Linked DNA regions of Homo sapiens: region 2 is linked to region 1. Evidence: chromatin contacts called from ENCODE Hi-C data. All regions are on one chromosome and are shown on one strand. Each heading gives the region's core, a stretch centred on a gene start or an enhancer-like site at or near the end of the contact. The rest is flanking DNA. Distances are from core to core; before and after follow the strand shown.

Evidence for each region. A loop is a pair of places that touch in the nucleus more often than their neighbours do. Pooled maps may share reads with other maps.
Region 2: a map with no recorded cell type shows a loop between it and region 1 (2.5-fold over the local background). The contact joins two enhancer-like sites. A Hi-C loop is called at or near these places in 2 of 37 single-sample maps with no recorded cell type and 2 of 50 pooled maps.

The regions. Positions count from the first base shown.
Region 1 is chr7:94,047,438-94,052,606 of GRCh38, forward strand. The region is part of intron 1 of LOC130890646 (a long non-coding RNA gene); the gene reads left to right. Among named protein-coding and RNA genes, the nearest start is that of BET1, 46 kb to the left of the region's middle. Within about 2 kb of position 2,759, at least 4 of the 41 ENCODE cell types and tissues checked have a DNase peak (open chromatin) inside an H3K27ac peak, as active enhancers do.
Region 2 is chr7:92,630,567-92,635,305 of GRCh38, forward strand. The region is part of intron 5 of CDK6 (cyclin dependent kinase 6); the gene reads right to left. Among named protein-coding and RNA genes, the nearest start is that of FAM133B, 43 kb to the left of the region's middle. RefSeq lists enhancers at 1,495-1,584, 1,695-1,744. Within about 2 kb of position 2,790, at least 14 of the 41 ENCODE cell types and tissues checked have a DNase peak (open chromatin) inside an H3K27ac peak, as active enhancers do.

The sequences.
Region 1 (5,169 bases), core at 1,509-4,008:
ATTGTAAATTTTCACTACATATTAAAATGTAGTCAATCAGCAGCACAAGATGCAAGCTTCACCCCTGGGTGACACACATCCCTAATCTACTAGAGGTCATCAATGCCAAGGGGCAGCCATGGTTCATCTTCTGGGCTGCCATCTTACTTGAAGTTTGGAAGAAATAATGATTCCTTTTAGCTTCCATCCCACACAGACATACTGTGAAAATGCAAAAGGATACATGAACTTAAAGATAAAATCAGAAACTTAAGAAAGGGAGCCCCTTTGGTGCATATTTCTGACAGCCCACGGGGTCTGTGTTTATTCTTCCCTGACACTGGAGAGAAATAGTTTGAGAAGGAAGCGCACATGCTGTCACATCAGCCTGGGATTCAAACTCATCTCAGCCTCTCATTGACAGTGTCACTTGGGAGAAGTGGCCTAAACTCTCTGAGATTTACTCATATTTAAAAGGAGGAAACCAATATTTACCTCAAATATTGCCATAAATTAAAAAAGTGTGGTGGCAAAAACCTTCCTCTCCATGCCTGACTAGATGGTACCCTCTCTTCATTGTTCCTATCACCTAAAATTCTGTCATAATCACTTAGATATAAGTTTAAAAAAGGAGGGGGAATGGGAGATATGCTCTCAGGTTTGCTGCTCAAGAGCTAACTTTTCCTCTAGTTCTTTCACAATGATGCTGTCATACAGGCTGGGAAGAAGTCTACACTGACAACGCAGAGTACATCTCATATGTGGCTCTTGCCTAATGTACCAGGCCTGGAAATTGCCTTAGATTGCTTCTGTTTTCTCTACTGGGTGAAGCTGAGTAAAAAGTATTAAATATAAGTGCTATCCCAAAGTGCTAACTTGAGTAACTCTACAAAGAGTAGGGCAGGAGGGTGCATGAGGGGTCCAGTCAGGGGCTCCCAGGCGTTGTGGTGGAGTAAAGCATTAAGGGACAAATAGGATGACTGCAGAAGAATCTCTGGAAATATGTGGAGACAGTTGGGGCCAGGGACTTCATTGCTGTCCTGTCATCTGTGTCTGTCTGGTATCTGAGGGTAACTGTAGTGTGGAAGTGAAACGGGACAAAATGGTGGTGACAGGGAAGTGATCTCCAGAGCAGTGGTAATGGAAACTTCTTCCACTCAGGCGCTTCATAGATAAGGGCTCTTTGCAGGCTGGGAGTTTGTAATGTGGGGACTACTTAAAGAGCAATTTTTCAATGATATTTAAATTATTTGCAATTAATTTAAATTATTTGTGCAAATATGAAATTTAAATTATTTGTGCAAATATGAAATTCTTCTATTAATGATTTTGTCCTGAGTGCCAAGGAAACCAAGAACACCAAAACAAGGCAAGACTCTAAAATTATCATTTATCTGTTCCTCATTCTTTCAGCAATATTTAACATGTCCCAGGCACTGAGAATATAAAATGAAAAGCCCAGTGTCTGCCCCCAGGAATATGTATTCTGCCTAAGACAGTATAAGACATAGTCATTCACTTTTTAAAAGCATGTATGAATATGCAATGTTTGTCTTTCTGTGCCTGGCTTATTTCACTTAACATAATGAGGACATAGAGAGTAGAAGGATGGTGAGCAGAGGCTAGGAAGGGTAGTGGAGGGCTGAGGGGAGAAGAGGGCATCATTAATGGGTACAATAAAATAGAGAGCAAGAATGAATAAGACATACTATTTGATCTCGCAACACGGTGACTATAGTCAATAATAATTGTACATTTTAAATAAATAAAAGAGTATAATTTGGATTGTTTGTAACACAAAGGATAAATGCTTGAGGGGGTGGATACCCCATTCTTCATGATGTGATTATTTCACCTCGAATGCCCCACAAATATATACACCTACTATGTACTCACAAAAAATTAAAAATAAGAATATGTGAAATTTATGTTCTAAGTATTCTTTCTCATTAATGTAAAAGCATATGTCACCCATTATTTTTCATCTTCTGATTTCTCAAAGCCCAAGGTCATCTCTGGCAGTATTTTTAAGAAATTAATAATAATAATAAATATTTGGCTCAATTCTAAACTTATAGAACCAGAATTTCCGCTTTTGAGGCCCAGAAAGTTGCTTTTTTAGCAGACTCCCAATGTGATCTTTTGTAATTAAAATTGAGAACTATAGCTGACTTTCTCTTTCTTAACATTGCCCCTTATCGTAAGATAGACACTGAGAACTTCAAAAGCGAAAACAGAAAAGATCACATCTGCCATGAAATTTCCAAATAGTCTTTCTTAAGTATGTGTTGATGCATAAACTGATTTGTTTTGACTGATTTTATCTGTGAGGCCAATCCACAAAACAGTCATGTCAATCAAAAAGTCATTTCCTTTTGTTTGCGTTTTAACATTCGCCAGCCTGGGGCTTGTCACAGACAAAGGTTACCTGATTACATTACCGTGGCAGGCAGGTGGGTGACTTCTGTAGGAGCCATACCAGAGACATCCATCAAAGGAGAACTTTTCAGTGGGCAGATCAGTACTTAATGAAAGTGCCAATGGCTTTCACAGACAAGTTTATCTGGACTCCTCTTAACTCTCTTGATAATAAACATCCCATCTTCTCTCAATAAATAGTCTTTCTTAATTTCTAAGTAGGCAAAGGTAATCAGGTCTAAGAGGACCAAGTATATTTTTTGAGGGGTGGGAAGGGAGAGGTACAGAAGCTTTGTTCCCTGGCATTTGAAAGGAGGAACAGGGAGGCTGGCAAGCACTGGGGTTTCCAATGTGGCTCCCAGAACCAGGCAGGTACAGATTCGACTCTCGCTTACCATGCCAGCTGGGGCATTCAGTGTAGCCAAGCCACAATTTCCTCATTCTGAAATTGAGGAAGTAAAAATAACTAACATTTACTGAGTGCCTGTCATGTGCCAGGTCCCCTCTCACTGAGTCCTCCCAATACCTCTGCAATGGAGAGGACAGTATGCCCGTTTAACAGGTGATGAAGTTGGGGGACAGAGAACTACTTCAGAGAGATTTTGACGGCACTAACTATGATAATGTTTGGAGTGCTTAACACAGACCTTAATATTTATAAATGCTGAAGACTCCTATTATGAATTTATTAAATTAGCCTTATTTTTCCTTTTTAAGCCCTTTCTGATAATCATTTCAAAATTCACAGCCCCTTTGGTGTGGGCCCTTGGGCCAGCTAATTCATTAAGATACATTGTCTGGGCACAGTGGCTCATGCCTGTAATCCCAGCACTTCGGGAGGCCAAGGCAGGCGGATCGTTTGAAGCCAGGAGTTCAAGATCAGCCTGGGCAACATGATGAAACACCATCTCTACTACAAATACAAAAATTAGCCAGGCATGGTGGCACACTCCTGTAATCCCAGCTACTCAGGAGGCTGAGGCATGAGAATTGCTTGAACCCGGGAGGGTGAGGTTGCAGTGAGCCAAGATCTTGCCATTGCCCTCCAGCCTGGACAACACAGTGAGACTCTATTTCAAAAAAAAAAAAAAAATGCATTGTCCAAATGCAGACTGGGCTCACTCTTCATACTTCAAAGGAAGAATGCATGGAGCTTCTAAAGTTAGTTCCAGGAGATAGAACCTATTATCTCCACAGTATATGACTCTCATTACACTGGGCAGGACCAGAAAGCACCACAACCAAGAAGAAGTTTTTTTCTGAAAACAGTACTAATCAGTCATTTTGACTACTTCCGAGGGACACATAGTGGGTGCTTTGGTTGGTTTTGAGGAGCTTTGGGTAACTGATCCAAATATGAGTTCCATTGGTTGGTTGCTCCCAGAGAGGTAGAGCAAGAAGCAGTGTGGCATAGGAAAAGAGCCAAAGCTCTTTCAGGTGCTTGGGAGAGGAAACAGAGCTGGAGCTGAATCCTGATCTCTTTCCCTCCACTTAAGAGTTGAGTGATCCTGGGAAAGCTACTTCAAGTGCTGAAGCTAGAAGTACCTCATAGGGTTATTTTGGAAAAGAAAACAAGAGGACCTATAGAAAGGTTCCAGCACACTGTCTGCCACACAACAGTTGCTCAGTAAATAAAAATTAATTATCATGATTAGTTTTATTATTAAGACTAGCTACCAATGATAACATTGTAAACACCCTAGATAGGATGGTGTAATCCTACGACTCAGTGGCCAGCATGGAGAGAGGTTATAAAAGTATGAACTCTGGTCAGGCTACTGTGTAAGTGAGTAGCATATAGAGCCAACTGGTTTGGGTGACCATAATCATTTATTTTTTCTTTCATTGAACCAAAAGTGTTGAGGCTTTGGGAAAGTACAAAGCAGGGGCTGCGTCTAAAGACAACCCTATTCCAGTTTTCTTTGAAAGTTTGGGCCCACAGATGTAGTTCCTATTAGGGGAGACTGTTTCTCTGGGCACCTACACAGAGAAAGAAATTCCTTCAGACTGAGAAGAGGATGGAAACTGTGGTCCCAAAAATACTGGAACCTGTTCTCAGCCTCCTGAAATCTCCTAAGTGTACTGGCAAGACCTCAACAAGCATGCCTGCCTGGTATTTCTAGAGGAGCCAGACTGTAGGAACAAAGGACCCTAATCTCAGCAATGGTATTGCATCCCAAGTCTGCCATGAAATAGTAAAATTGCGAGACCTAAATGAGCCCTGTTGGCTTACACAGTGGATTTCTCAGTGGTAACCAGTGTGAACTGAAAACCTAAGATGACTTGCTGATACCCCCAAGCTTTGTAGACTTAACTTTCCCCTACAATCAAGGACCCACTTAAAACAGTGGGGAGGGGAGGCTCCATGATAGCCAATGATTAGATTCCTTGCCAACTTGATGGGATGTGGAATGAACAAAAGATATATAATAATATTCTTTGCACACCGAAGTCTAGAGTAAGACTTATATTTGCAACATGTGTTAACCAGACAGTCATTGAAATTGCTTGTTGAAATTGGACATTTATGATAAATCAAAAGCTGCACTATTTGGGATTCCCTCTACCTTCCTGAGAAGCCCCACTGGGTCTCGTCTAATGGCAGGGAGTTATGTGCTTCAACCATAAATCTAAGAAATGGAACTCAGTTTGTATCTCTAGCACAGTGCTTCTCACACTTGAGCATGCATCAGAGTCACCTGGAGGCTTTGTTAAAGCACAGATTGCTGAGGTTTACTCCCAGCGTTTCTGGTCTAGTGAGTCTAGCGTTGC
Region 2 (4,739 bases), core at 1,540-4,039, 1.4 Mb before region 1:
AGACTTTATATTAGTATTATTAAAAAATTGGAGGCAAGTCAAGGATATGGTACCCCCATGGAATCACTCCTGTCACTATGGGCTTCTTTAATAGTCAGATATCGCAGGCTCAACACTCCGGGGAATACTGTCTTCTGTCTCTTCATATAACCACAGAGCTTGGATAACCCTTCTGCTCCCTTGTGGAAATTCTAGCTTTAATACTCACTATAGTTTAAATTGGGCTTAGCATTGAAAAACTTTAATGACAACATGCTGGAAGGTCATTTGGAGCAAGGGTGATGGTGTGGTGTGGAGACAGAATAGATGATTAGAGACGATCAGGGACACCTGGCAAAATGAGTGCCACTGATTAATTAGTGAGGCTCTGATTATTAACTGGGCTCAGGGCTTATCAATTGCCTTCACTCTGCAGCAGAACTCTGAACTAGAGATATCACTCGACCAAATTAGAACCTCACCATACCACATAATAAACTTATTCTGTCTCACAACTCCCAGTCTTGCTTTATACTGTGCCTTCCTGGGAGAGAAGGAAAAGCTTTACCAGGGAATTCGTTCATGAGTAGGAACCTTAGCACTGTTGTTCTTCAATACCTGGTCATTTGGGTAGGAGAGGGCCCAGGAATAGGGTAACCAACGAGCCCAGTTTGCCCAAGATTGTCCCAGTGTCAGTACTGAAAATGCTGTGTCCTGGGAAACCTCTCTGTCCCAGGCAAACTGGGATGGTTGGTCACCCTATCCAGGAGACTCAGAGCAAGAGGCTGTAGAAGACAGAATTTTTTAAAAAAATTAAGTTCTTTGTTATTTCAGTGGGGCAGGCTGTTTAAAAAAATCAAATGAGCATACCTCAAAACAATCAGAATGAAAGTGGTCCAGACAGACAGGTTTTATTCTCTTTTTTCCTAATAACTCACTGCTACTGTGTAATAAGGGACTAGACTGGGGGGAGTCCCCTCCTCATACCACAATTCAAGATGTTATTTCTCTCTTTCAGTAAATGACTTCGTAAAACTATACGCACCTTGCCTCTTTTGCAGGGAAAGAGCATTGCCTATGGTTAGGTCTACATGGTTAAATTAATAGTCTGCAGGAAGTGCTGGATCTAAGGAGGCAACCACAACTAGGGGGTCACTGGGGTGGAGCTACCTACACATATAGGATGACAAGGAGATTTCATCCAGTCTGGTTGGTAGCGATAGGCTGTAAGCTGGGTTGAGAATGATTCTGAAGTGCTGTGTAGGTGGAGCAAGAGAGAGTGCTACATTAATCAGTAACACACACCTCTGAAAATGAACTAGCTAAGTGAGTCAAGTTTTCTCTCATGATAGGCTGACTTCAAAGCAACATTGATACAAGGAATAAAAATTAGAAAATACAAAAGTAAGTCTGTCTAATAGAGACATTTCAACAGCAAATACTACATACATTACGGTAACTAAAATGTGGCTCTCAAAACTACTTCTTACTTTTAACCTCTGAATCCACTGGTTTTGTCTTCAATACAACATTTTTTGCCAAAGGGAGTCTTATGGGCTCTGTTGTGGGTGTGTCTTTGAGTATATAATTATCATCACCTCTATGCTCACACACCTTTCTCTTGCAAAAACTCTAATATTGACATCAGCCGGATGTCAGCAAAATGACATCTTTCTGAGGCTGAAGGTTTTCATGTTGCCTTTGGGGGAAAATAATCACTAGACATTTTCTGAAATGGAAGTGTCTGTTGGCTGAAGTGGCTTCTTTAAAAAGAAAAAAAGAAGCTTTGCTCAAAATGGAACCAAAAGTATCAGTCATAAAGCATTACAAATGATCTAAAAATATTCTCAAATTGGATTCAATCATTGGTTAAAAATAGTCCAAACACTGAAAGACTGATTTTCTCATTTTTTCCTTAAAAAATTATAATGTGCTCAACATATAAATAAGGGCTCTGGCCCTTGAATGTCAGTGATGTTGTCTACCAGTGTCTAGTATTGTGAGTTTAGTGTGGTGATTAATCAACAAAAGCTAGCATTTATTTTATCAGAATAAAATTTTACTGGCCCAACAGCAAGTTTAACTTTTTCAAAAAGCTTATTTACTGAATTTATATTTTGAATGATTCATCATGGGTACTGTTAAAAATAACAAATTATTGCATACCTATATCAAAACATCTCATGTACCCCATATATATCTACTATGTATCCACAAAAATTAAAAATAAAAAATTTAAAAAGTAACAGATTATCTTGATTATAAAATATATACGCATTGTGGAAAATTTGGAAAATAGAGTAAATAGATGAAAATAAATTACACAGCATCACTTCCATTCTTTTCTCTTTTTATATACAAATGGATATGATGGTATCTCTAAAGATCTTTTTTTTTTTTTTTTTTTTTTTCCAAACAAGCTAAGATGGCACCAATCCCAGGGCAGGATCTGAGTCTTGACTATAGTCCTTAGTTTTGAACAAGTACAGGGTGACAAGAAAGTGCATAACAAAGCTATGACTGAATAAAACTCAAATCTTGGTGAAGAAAAGAAATCAAGGACACATTAAAAAAACTATGGGTACACACATTTTCACTTCTTAGTTTATATCTTATGGCAGGGAGCAGGAGTAATCTTTTCTTTTTCCTTTATGAATGGTAAAGACAACTGGTATCCTGTCTGAATATAATATGCCTATCCAGCACACTTTGGGTAGAATCCAATGATGTGTGATAACTCAACAATTTGGTACAGGAAACAGAGCCCACAACATTCCTCAGAAATTTCACAGACAATCTAGACAGAACAGACCTATTTGAATAGGGTTTTTTGTTCAGTAATATTTGAAGGATGCAATTTTTCACGGTGGACACATTGGGTTTGTGACAGATGCAAATTCAGATATGAATAAAACACAATTAAATGATTCAGACTCTTGAACTGTGCTTCCACAGACCTGATTTCTGCATGGGCCAAACAAAGGAAAGTTGGTGTTTGACAACTGTGGATGACTCATCAGAGGAAGTTCTTACCATGTGGATGTGCTTGTTGAAATAAAGCTGGTTAACAAAGCTAGCCTTTTTTTTTTTTTTTTCCCTCTGTGGGCCAGCGAGGGTTTCATTTTAGGAAATGGAAGTGTCAATGTGGACAAACTGTTCTGAAGTATTTATAGCATAATGTAATGTGTTAGTTTCCTTAAACTGCCTTTGGACAAAGAATATGTGAATGGAAAATAAGATCTGAATTTCTAATACTGTCTTGTGTCATCTGAACTGTATTATGAGTATAAAATGATTTAGCACTGTGATATGTACACAGTGTGATAGGAATGTAGTGTAGCTACAGTGGGGTGTGCTAGTGGCTTTCCAATTAATTTTAAGAGCTCTTTTATTCATTAAGGATATTACACCTTTGTCATATTCATTCATTTTCTCCAAGATTATCACATGCTTTTTAACTTGGCAGTGTTTTTATTTTCTGATGAACAAAAGTTTTCAATTTTTATATAATCAAATATATTAGTATTTTTGTTTGTGACTTCTTAATGCTTTGAAAATATATCTCCATTCTAGGGTCACAGATACTTCCTATAGTTTCTTTATTCTTTTATGGCTTCACTTTTAATATGTAACTCTTTAAGCCATCTGTCATTTGCTCTGTGGTGAGGAATAGTGAGAATCTAATCAGGTTACCATTTTTCCCCCATGAAATTGACCAATTACCCTATTCTCATTTGTTGCATATGCCGTTCTGTCCTCCCAGATTTGTGATTTATGATAAATTGCATCACTTCCTAAATTAGGGTTTCAAGTCTCATTCTCTATTCTGTTCCATTAATGTCTGTCACTTCTGCTGGTACCACATTATTTTTATTACTGTAGTTGCATAATGTATTTTAGTGCTTGGTAGCAGGAGTTTCTCTTCATAACTTTTTTTTTTTGGTAACAAAAAATTCTTGGCTATTTTCACCAGTTTAACTCTTCCAAATGCATTTCAGGAAATCCCACTGGAATTCTGACTGGAGTTGCATAAACCTATGAATTAATTTGGAAACCTTTTATATCCTTACAACTATTCAATCTTCCTGTTCAGGAAAATGGAATATTTAATATCTTTCTAATAATCAAATATTCTCTATATCTAGGAAAGTCATTTTTATGTATCTCAATCAAGTTTTATAGTTTTCTTGATATGGGTTCTACACATTGACTTACATCCATCTACATTTTTGATTTTTATACTGGGAATGAGATGGAGCTGCTGCTAACTCTGGAGAAACTTACTGCTGATCTTTTATCTTTGGACATGATCCTGACTGTTCTCCTAAGTGATGGATTATCTTAGATTTGAAAAGTATAGGAAGTAAAGGACAAGAGGGACATGTGGGGGGATGTAGTAGAGTCTGTTTTATATTCATAGTGAGAAGACTCTGAACCTCCCAGGAGGGCTCTAAAGGTTAAAAAACATGCAACCAAAAGCACCGAGGATTAGTAAAAAGAAATAATGTGCAGTAAGTGCTCAGAGGGATGACTCATTGCATTGGATCATCTTTGGGAAACCACCTACTAAGCAGAATTTAGCAGCTAAAGCGTTATTTTTGGTGCACAGTTTATTGCTACTTCCTCTTGGGAAAAAAAGATTAATCCTAGCTCCCTAAAACACTTAAGAATGGTCACCCTGGCAAACCGGCCTGTCAGGTAACAATGTTGTTTCCAGATCAGGGCAGTGTTAGGTTCCCTGTAGGGATTTCTTCAGAACA